2 separate regions of the Homo sapiens genome follow, and region 2 is linked to region 1. A link is a contact called in ENCODE Hi-C or POLR2A ChIA-PET data. All regions are on one chromosome and are shown on one strand. The core of a region is the stretch at or near the end of the contact, and the rest is flanking DNA. Distances in the headings are between cores, read along the strand shown. Region 1 has its middle 23 kb from the start of CD44-AS1. Region 2 overlaps SLC1A2 (solute carrier family 1 member 2).

What was found. Hi-C counts contacts between places; a loop is a spot of excess contacts on that map. ChIA-PET counts read pairs that join two places held with the same protein, here RNA polymerase II (POLR2A). Pooled maps may share reads with other maps.
Region 2: a map of naive thymus-derived CD4-positive, alpha-beta T cell shows a loop between it and region 1 (1.9-fold over the local background). The contact joins two enhancer-like sites. A Hi-C loop is called at or near these places in 5 of 168 maps with a recorded cell type or tissue (HepG2, aorta, ascending aorta and 1 more), 1 of 37 single-sample maps with no recorded cell type and 13 of 50 pooled maps. POLR2A ChIA-PET finds 5 or more read pairs at or near these places in 8 of 52 experiments (AG04449, AG04450, BJ and 5 more).

Annotation. Positions count from the first base shown.
Region 1 is chr11:35,236,087-35,240,651 of GRCh38, forward strand. No RefSeq gene overlaps it. Among named protein-coding and RNA genes, the nearest start is that of CD44-AS1, 23 kb to the left of the region's middle. RefSeq lists enhancers at 1,946-2,015, 2,026-2,095. Within about 2 kb of position 2,256, at least 3 of the 41 ENCODE cell types and tissues checked have a DNase peak (open chromatin) inside an H3K27ac peak, as active enhancers do.
Region 2 is chr11:35,269,501-35,274,685 of GRCh38, forward strand. All of the region lies in intron 9 of SLC1A2 (solute carrier family 1 member 2), which reads right to left. Among named protein-coding and RNA genes, the nearest start is that of SLC1A2-AS1, 9.7 kb to the right of the region's middle. RefSeq lists an enhancer at 3,246-3,295. Within about 2 kb of position 3,116, at least 5 of the 41 ENCODE cell types and tissues checked have a DNase peak (open chromatin) inside an H3K27ac peak, as active enhancers do.

The DNA of each region.
Region 1 (4,565 bases), core at 1,006-3,505:
CTGTAGGTTAACCAAAGTTGGGCATCCACCCAAGGCTTTGATCGTCACCTCCAGGAAGTTGTCTTGCCCCACCCCTATCCAGGATGAGCTCATTTTCCCCTCTGTGGGTATAACTCTTACCTTGTCCATATGTCATTGTAGTTCTTACTTTGCAATTTCATTAATCCGCCCATGAACCTGTCTGTTCTACTATATGATGAGGTGTGAGGGTACGGAGAAATTCATTATGGTCCCCCAAACCAGGTAAGTAGAAAGTGGTAGAACCAGGGATAGAGCTCAGCTCTCTCCAAAGTCTCTGGCTTAACATGCCTGAATTGTCTATTGTCAGAAGTTTGGTAAACTGAATTTGCTGAAGTTAAGACATCATCTCCAAATGTTGCAAACCAGGTCAGTATTCCAGAGCTCCCTGTGCCTGGTGGAGCCAAAGGAGGCTTTCAGAAACCACTGAAAAGATTTGGGGATGAGTACACTCACCATTTAGACCACATTGGCAATGGAATTAATTTAGGAAACCATAAACAACTTCATAGATGCTGTGCTTATTGGAAAGGGAAGAATCAGTCATGTGTAAATGTGATTTTTGCTGTGATGCCCGGGGCAAAGGCTCAGTGGAGAAGAAAGTCTGGCTGGGCATCCTGGCCTCAAGCCCCATTTCTTGCCTGTGTTGACACCTGGTCTTGAACACCAGTAGTTTGCCTGTCAGGGCCGCCCATAACCCGGCTCCTCAATCCTGCCCCATTAGGCTTCCAGACTGCTGATCTCATTACGTGGTGACTACTGTTTTCCAGAAGTCTTGTCTAAACCACTTCCTCCTTCCTCTCTCCCGAAAGAGGAATAATAAACCTCAGAAGAGGAGGCTAAGGTTTAGCTTTTAAAAGGTGATATTTAAAACAAGACTCTCAGTTCAAATTCAACCTCTGCCATTTACTTATGTATAACCTTACACGAATTATTGAACAGTTCTGTGCCTCGGTTTCCTCATCGGTAAAGCAGGAATAATAATCTCTACCGGAAAGAATGCTGGGGGGTTAAATGAGATAATATCTGTAAAATGATGGAATATAGTAGACGCATATAGGTTTCCTTCCCTCATTTCTGCTATCTTAATCACTTTTGTGTGAATACACAGTAGGGGTCTAGAAAGAATATGAACCATGATTTGGGAGAAGTCAGAGGTGTTCCAAAAATTTCTGAACCTCTCCCAAACCCTTTTAAGCACTGGGGTCTGAAAAGCCTACCCTCTCCCACCCTAAGATTTCCAAATAGTATCAAAAAGAAGAAGAGATTCCCACTCCTGTTTTCTGGGGAAGGGTGGAATATGCAGGTTTATTATTGCCAACATCTATAACACAAAGGCTCTGCCAGAGCCAACCTTCAAGGTGACCCCTAGATAGGGAGAGAGAAGAAATGAGATTGAAATTTCAAGGGCCTAGCTCTGGAGATTCTGAAGATCCTTGACCTTGGGAACTCACCCATGCAGAAGTGGAGAGACAGGTTTTCAATAATAAAGGCTAAGGGCTTCAAATTTCAGCTTGGGTTACTAGAGTTCAGTGAGAGATTTACTTTTTATTTTCGCCTCTTCTAGGATTCTTTAAATCTCATTAAGAAATGAAGAGAGAAATGTGAAGAAAAGCTGTCAGAGGGGTAAACTGTCAGAGGGATGCAAAGAAGAGTAAGATTTCAAACAATTGTTCTGAAAGAAAGTTAGTAGCTATTTAATAAGGACTGTCTATGCATATAGCAGATATTTAAATCATAATAAGTATAAAGTAAACTCAAAAGCGTCTCAATAAGGACAGCATCTCTCTTCCAAACCTCAATGGGTTTTGCTGGCTGCACTTCCAGGGCAAGTTGTCTTGGCCACACTTTACTTCTCTTCCACTCTCTCAATCCCTTTCACTGGGCTTGGAGGCACAGCAACTCAGAACTACAAAGTCTGGTCTGGGCAGCAGAGTCATTGGCTGCGCTGTACTCTCCCTCAGGGCAGTGGCAAGCTGGGACCTCTCTCAATAGGCAAGGGACCTCCGACTCCCTGTTTTAGATCACTTCCCCCTTGGACAAAATTTAGACCTTTGTGTAAAAGCTGACTGAGAAAAGTGCAATGTGTTCATCTGTCAAGCCAAGGATGAGAGTAATGAAAATTTTCCCATCAAGGTTCACGTCCTTTGCAGAAACTTCGTTTTCAACCATCTTGTTGGCCTTCTCTGCCCTGTTGATAATGCGCCCCCTAGTGGATGCTTTACAACATGCCCTTTGTCTTCGTAGAAACTGAGTCCTTCCGCCTGACTTCCGTTCTCGAATCCTCAAGGTAAAACCAGAAAGAAGAGGGTGAAGGTGGGCATCCTTGCACTCAAGGCTTAGTGGGGAGTGGGAATGGGAATGGAACTGGGTTGCCTGAGTTGGGACAAACGGTTGGGGAATAACTGATGGTCCACGTTTTCTTTTTAAACTACATTTTGTGTTTTGAAAAGGATTTATAGATCATGAAAAGAAGGAAACATTCATTAGTTGCAATTTAAACGTCATTTACTGAATATCTACTATATGCCAGGCATTGCGCCATTGCTGCGCTACAGATCCTTGTCTGAAGGACACAGATAATTGTAGCCAAGAACCTGCTATGACAGAGGGATAGATAGAATATTGATCTATAATGGCTGAAATTGAGCATTTGCTATCTACTTGGGCACTGTCTTAAGCATGTTGCATGTGTTAACTAAATTAAGTTATTTAACCTCTCTGTGGTTTAACAGGTAATCGTAGAACATAGCTTACAGAGTTATCAGAACTAAACAAGATAATACCTGAAAGATCTTAAAACAGTGCCTGGTACAGACATGCTAAAATAAGAAAACGGAAATGATACTCTGCACAACCTTGTGAGATGAAGTACCATATTATGTTGCATCTACAGATGGGGAAACTAAGGCAGAGGAAGCATAGTCACTCTGCTAGTAACTGGCAGAGCAGTCTGCCAATGTAAACAGCCCAGACCTAGAACATGCTCTCTTAACTCCTATGCCACACTGCTTCTGCCTGAACATACTGACTCTTTTAACAGGAATAGTTTTCATTTCAGTTCTTAAAGAAGGCTGGCATCAAAATTAGTGAGCTATTAAACAAGTGTCAAAATTATTGGGGACTGTAAATCACTTTATGTCTATTAGTTGATTCTAAGTGTGGCACAGATTACTTGTTCATTTGATGTTTGAGGAAAAGTTTAATAATATGCCAAACTTTGGTTCTCAGTTTTCATTTACAAAGAAGCTCTTGGCTAAAGAAATTTCCTAAAAGAATCTAGGACTACTCAAACAAGAGACTGGCTTATTTTCTGCCTTTTATTGTTCCTTAAAAAGAATTCAACATTAAAAATACAAAAGTAATTGTCTACTTCATTTCTGTAGAAAGGTAGACAATAAGACATCCATTTTCTAGAAAATTCTTTATTCCCAGAAATTTTATGCTAGAAATGTTTTCTGTTCCAAAAAATATCATCTAATCTCGTTGATGAACCACACAAAGGGATTACATTTTAAGTCTTATCATTGTGACTGAATGAACTGAGACTTCCCCTCTGCCTCCAGGGTTTAGGGAAGTACGACTTGGACAAGATATTCTTTATTGTCAAATAACAATGAGGTGTCTGATAAACTATCTCAGAGGCAAGGTGGGAGAATGCTCTTTTAGCATAATAAGTCCAGGGTATTTAATTCTGCTAGTAAGAGTGTCAAAATGAGTAGGAGAAAATGGTTTATGTCATACAGGTTAGAACAGAGAGTTTCTGAAAGAAATTAATCCTGGAGGTGGTGAGATGTGCTTGATTTTAGGTAACCCAGGGGAAACCCAGTGTGGTAGTATCTTTTTGATGCTGCCCACCACTCCCCTCTCCACCCCCGCCTCCCCACCGCCAAGCTCCCAGAGACAAGCTCTCACCCTTGTGGACTCAAGTTATCCCTTCTCCCAGTGGAGCAACTATCACTTGAAGGAGGACAAAAGCAGTTGGCATCCAACGTGGAAGGCTAGGAAAGCTGAGGGGACCGAAAAAGCTGAGACAGGCATGAGCTGGTTACAGAGGCTCTTGGACTTACAATGGGGCCATATTCCTATAACACATCATAAGAAGTCAAGAATGCATTTAATACTGGCATAAGCCCATCATAAAGTCAAAAAAATTTAAGTCAAACCATCATTAAGTTGGAGGCTATCTGTATTTCTGTGGGAAGGGGTTGTGATTATAAGGAGAAAGGGAAGGTTGTGGGGACGCCAGAGATAGATGGGGTTAAAGGAAGAAAGATGAGGGACAAGAATTAAAAGAAGGGATGGACACGGCGGCTCACACCTATAATCCCAACACTCTGGGAGGCCGAGGCAGGTGGATTACTTGAGGCGAGGAGTTCGAGACCAGCCTGGCAAACATGGCAAAACACCATCTCCACTAAATATACAAAAACTAGCTAGGCATGGTGGTGCACATCTGTATTTCCAGCGACTTGGGAGGCTGAGGCACGAGAATTGCTTGAAGCTGGAATGCGGAGCTTGCAGTGAGCGAGATAGCGCCACTTAAC
Region 2 (5,185 bases), core at 1,866-4,365, 34 kb after region 1:
ACAAAAGCACAAAATATTATGCTAAAGGGTTAATGACTTTTCCAGTTTAACACATCCATTTCCACTCAAGTGGTTGACATAAGTTTACAAACGACTGCTTCTTCAACCCTTGACACCAAATCCTTGCTCTCCAGAAGCAGCCACTGAAGCAGCCAAGTTTTTGGAATAGGATTTCTGAGTAAGTTTTCCCCACATTTTTTCTTTTTACCACCACATCTCTTCCATGCCATCAAATCTCCTTGAATTTGAAAAAGAACTCTGGCCAATGAAATAGCCATTAAGACAGGAATGGATGGAAGACAGAGTTGTATAGAATAAAAGCAGACTGGCCGGATGCAGTGGCTCACGCCTGCAATCCCAGCACTTTGGGAGGCTGAGGTGGGTGGATTACTTGAGGTCAGGAGTGCAAGACCACCCTGGTCTCTACTAAACCCAGTCTCTACTAAAAATACAAAAATTAGCCAGGCGTGGTGGTGCACGCCTGTAATCCCAGCTACTCGGGAGGCTGAGATAGGAGAATCGTTTGAGCCCGGTAGGCAGAGGCTGCAGTGAGTCAAGATTGTGCCATTGCACTCCAGCCTGGGCCATAGAGCAAGACTCTGTCTCAAAAATGAATGAAAGAATATTTTAAAATGAATTTTTAAAAAACAATAAAAGCAGATTGATGCTTTTATTCTTTTGATGCAAAATCAAGATGCAAAGGGCCCTGGACCTTGGGTGAGAACACTAACCCAGGGCTTCTGATTCCCATTTGAGCAAATAACTTTTCACCTGAGCAAGGGAATGAGGCTAATCCCAACCTCACAGGAGGTTGTACTAAGCGGAATAAGAGAAATACTAGACATCCTTTAAGTACTCATTGTAGGTTACAGGCATACATGAGCAAGAAAATGTTCCTTTTCTTACACCTGTTAATAGCTAAGTAGAAAGAAGAAAACATCAACTCTAATAGTTTGAGTTCTTTGTTAGTGAATTTATTTATTCAACAGATGTTTAATAAGCATCTTAGAGTGTGTAAGGGCACTATGCCAATTGCTTAGGCAGCAAAAATCCTTCTTAAACTCCCTTTTCCCCAAGAACCCACGTACTGTTTATTTGTCTACCTCCTCCACTAGAGTGAGATAAATGTTCAAAAAGAAATGAGTACAGAGTGCTACAGGGTCATGTAGGTAGAACACTATCACACTTGGGTCATAAGAAAAGCTTTAAGTAGAAGTGTCTTGAGTTGGGCCCTAAGGATAAGTCCAAGAAAATGAGATAGAGAGAGGAAAGAAATAATATGCATGAAATCTAAGAGGTAGGAACACTTAGATGAATTCAGGATGGCTAACAAGTATAGTGAGAGACGCAGAAAGTAAGAATTAACCAAATCATGTATGGCCTTATCAGCCAAGTTCAGGAGTTAGTCTTTATCTCAAGTGTAATGAAGAGCCATTGAAAGAAAAGATCATGTTTGTTCCATTGTGAAGAACGAACTAAAAAATCATAAGCCTGAAAGAGTGAAATCCAGTTAGTGAGGATATGATGGGTTTGGAGAAAGATGGATTTGAGCAAGACTCAGGAGACAGAATTATAGGACTTGAAGACTGATTGGTTATAGGGAATAAAAAAGAGTCAAAGATTCCTCTCAGGTTTCTGGTTTGGGCAACCAGTAGACAATGTAACCATATGTAGGGAGCATGGTCAGTTGGAGCGGGAAAGATTCTGGCTTTGGTTTGGACACGTTGAGGGTGAAGCATGTGACTCAGTTATGAGCAGATGCCCCACAGATGGCTGGTAATATAGACTGATGGTCAGGAGACACATCTGTGATGCAGGTGATAATAGGACTCATCCCATAGAGAAGGCTGAGGATGCCACCGAGGTGCTTAATTAACCCTTGGAGAGAATGCAGAGTGTAAAAAGCAGACAGTCTAGGCTGGAACACTAAGGTCAACCAACTTTTAATGAATGGGCAAGATAAGAGCCTGCAAAAGTTAAAGGAAACTAGAAGAGTTTGTCATTTTGTAAGTAAATGGAAGTATGCTTCAAAATAAGGGTATGGCAAACAACCCTAATTATTATCTAGGGATCAGGTGAGATGAGGGTAAGACGTTTCTCTGGGAGGCTGAGGTGGGTGGATCATGAGGTCAGGTGTTTGAGATCAGCCTGGCCAGCACGGTGAAACCCCATCTCTACTAAAAATGCAAAAAATTAGCCGGGTGTGGTGTCGTGCACCTGTAATCCCAGCTGCTCTGGAGGCTGAGGTGGGAGAATCGCTTGGGCCTGAGAGACGAAGGTTGCAGTGAGCCATGATAGCGCCACTGCACTCCAGCCTGGGCAACAGAGCGAGACTCCATCTTAAAAAAGAAGATTCTTTTGGTTTTAACAACAAAGAGGTCACTATTGGCCTGGCAAGAGCAGTTTCAATACAGAGGTAGTGATAGAAGCCAGCTCACTATAGGTAAAAAATGGAAAGTGAAGTGAAGAAATGGAGACATTATGTATAATCAGCTTATTCAAGATGATTGATTGAGAAAGGAAGGAGAGGAAATGGCAGATGGAAATGGAAAGGAGATCAAATTTGTGTTTTGTTTTAAGAGGTAGAATATTTGAACATGTTTAAATCAAAATGAGAAGAGGTTGGTGGGGAAGAAGTAACTGAAGATACAGAGAAGAGGGAATAATTGATGAAGTTAGGTTCCTAGAGAGATCAGAGAGGATGGAAGTCCAGAGTGGAGATAAAGGCCATTTCCTTTGGTGGAGGGACTGTATTCCATCAATACAGAAGGGAAGGAGTAAAAGGTAAGATTATGAAAATAGGTTTCTAAGTGAGAAGGCAGGACGTTAAAGGGGATCTGTTAAACAGAAAGCTGTCAATTTGGATTAAACTAGAATACAGAGCCCTCTCATGCCAGGTTTCTCTGCCACAAGGCATTCTGGGAAGATTCCCAGGATGCCCAGCCAGGAGGTAGGTCATGGCTGCTCTGCATGGGTCTTCCTTTCTGAAAATGCTGCAAGGCAGAACACCCTTGAGGCTGCCAGGGGAATGTCTGACCAACTCTGGGGAAGTTTAACTGGGGCCCAAGGCAGGACATGGGAGTTTGTGGTTCATGTGTGGAAAGTTTCTTCACAGGCAGAGTTTCATTTTCTCTCACAATCATCCCTCACCACTCAGGAAACCCTGTCTTTCGCGTTGCCCTCAAGAGCTTTAAGGCTTGGTAAAAGACAACTTTTAGAGTGTGTGACACCATCTTTGGGTCTGGACGCTGTGTGTCAGGACTGCAAGAAGGGGATGAAGATGAAAGCAGATCTTGCATTTCATGGGTTTTCTACAGATGACACGGCTATGCTTTAGAGGTCACCAGGAACCAAAAATGAGAGAGGGGCTTGACCGAGTTACTTCACACTGAGTCACTGGGTCTGGTTCACTGAAAGAAAAACAAGTACCAAGGTACTCTCTCTCATCTTCATCTCTCAGTCTAAATCCTCCAACAGGGAAATGTGAAATCGTCTGGAACTCCTGGTTCACAGAGAAGAACAGGGCTGAGGGAGCTGTCACCCACAATTCATCTGGTGTCTTGCATTGGATTGAACCATATGAAATTGCCATTTATTTCCATATAAAAAGGTCAAATATTGGCAATTTCATATGGTTCAACTTAATATTGATAGAAACAAAACATAGCACCTGCCTCTCAGGATGCATGGTGCGAAGGGACTGTCTTTAGGGGCAGGGTGTGGAAGAGGGGTCACTTGAGGCCCCAAACCCGAGGAAGGCTGGCACAGCTCTGGGCATTCAAGGGCTAAAGTCACATGGGGTTAGGGAAGAAAAGGAGATCCACGTAAGCATTGGCTAAGAGCGTGAAGTCCGGATACCAGCCTGGATGACACTCCCAGCTCAAGCATTAAAGATTTCTTAGCCTGTCCTGCTCAGCTTTCTCATTCGTAACATATGGAGAGGGATACTCACCTGCAAGCATGTTGAGAAGATAATAACTGCTAACATGTATTGAGTGCTTGTCAACCAAGAGGTCCTCCACCAAGGCTGTTTTATATAAAAGGCTTATATGACCCAGAAGAAGCTTCTCATTATATTACCATTTTTAGTCCAGGTGAAAAGGGGATCAGAGCATTTTCTCTTTTATTCCTCCCTACACCTTATCCATTTCTTTTTGCACCTAGGAGGCTCCATTGGGATTTCTTGACCCCATTACTAGACTATAAGCTCCTTGAGGACTGAGACTATGTTTCATTTACTTATGGCACAGGCTGGGCAGGGGAGAATGGGGAGGCTGGTATGTGGAAGGGGCAGGACCAGGATGGATTGTGAATTTAAGACTTGAAAGCAGATTAGCTCTAGAGACACAATTGGTTTTTGTTTAGTAAAACATCTGGTTAGATATTTTCGTGGTAAAAAGTCAGGATGCAGGCCATGATCTAGCAGGATGAGGAGAGAGGCACAGAGAGCTCAGATTACTTTACAGATGAAAAGGAGAGGGGTGTCCAGAGAGCTGGGGAAATATTCAAAGATGGAGAACAAGGAGTCCCAAGGGGAAATTCCCAGGGGTGGGGAATACTAAAAGATTTTTTAGAAAAGGAGATGCCTAACATTACATTTTTATTTTATGTCTGTGCTACCTGAAATTATTAACAGTGAAATAACACTTGAGATTCAACAGTCGATGAAGGGGAGACGACTTCTTTTTCATTTTATTACTCTTTTGAACTTTGTCCTTCCCTTTGCTATGAACATGCATTTATTTTGTGATATATCAAAAAATGATTTTGCTGCGCAGAACTATAGCCCTGCCCCATCCCGCCTTGATCTGCAATTATGCTGCCTCAAGTCAGAGAAACTTTGGTGAGAGAGGAAAGGACTTAGTGGAAAAGGGGCCACATTCCATGGGGAGGTTGATGTAGACCGGAGATAAGATGTAAAAAAGAGAATTCAGTGGAAGTGGGAAATCAAAGCAAAAGACTAAGATAGACATAAGCCCCTAAAATCTTCAAAGAAAAGGTTAACGTAGGAATTAGTTTTGTTTTCCACCAGCCATGAGTGGAGGGTCAGTTAGTTAAGTTTGTGTGTGTGTGTGTGTGCATGTGCATGTGTGTGTCTCAAATTTTTAAAACAGCAGAACTCAGATGAGCATGCTTGGAACACCCAAGGATATCTAGATCATCTGGGTTTGAACCCCAATTCAGC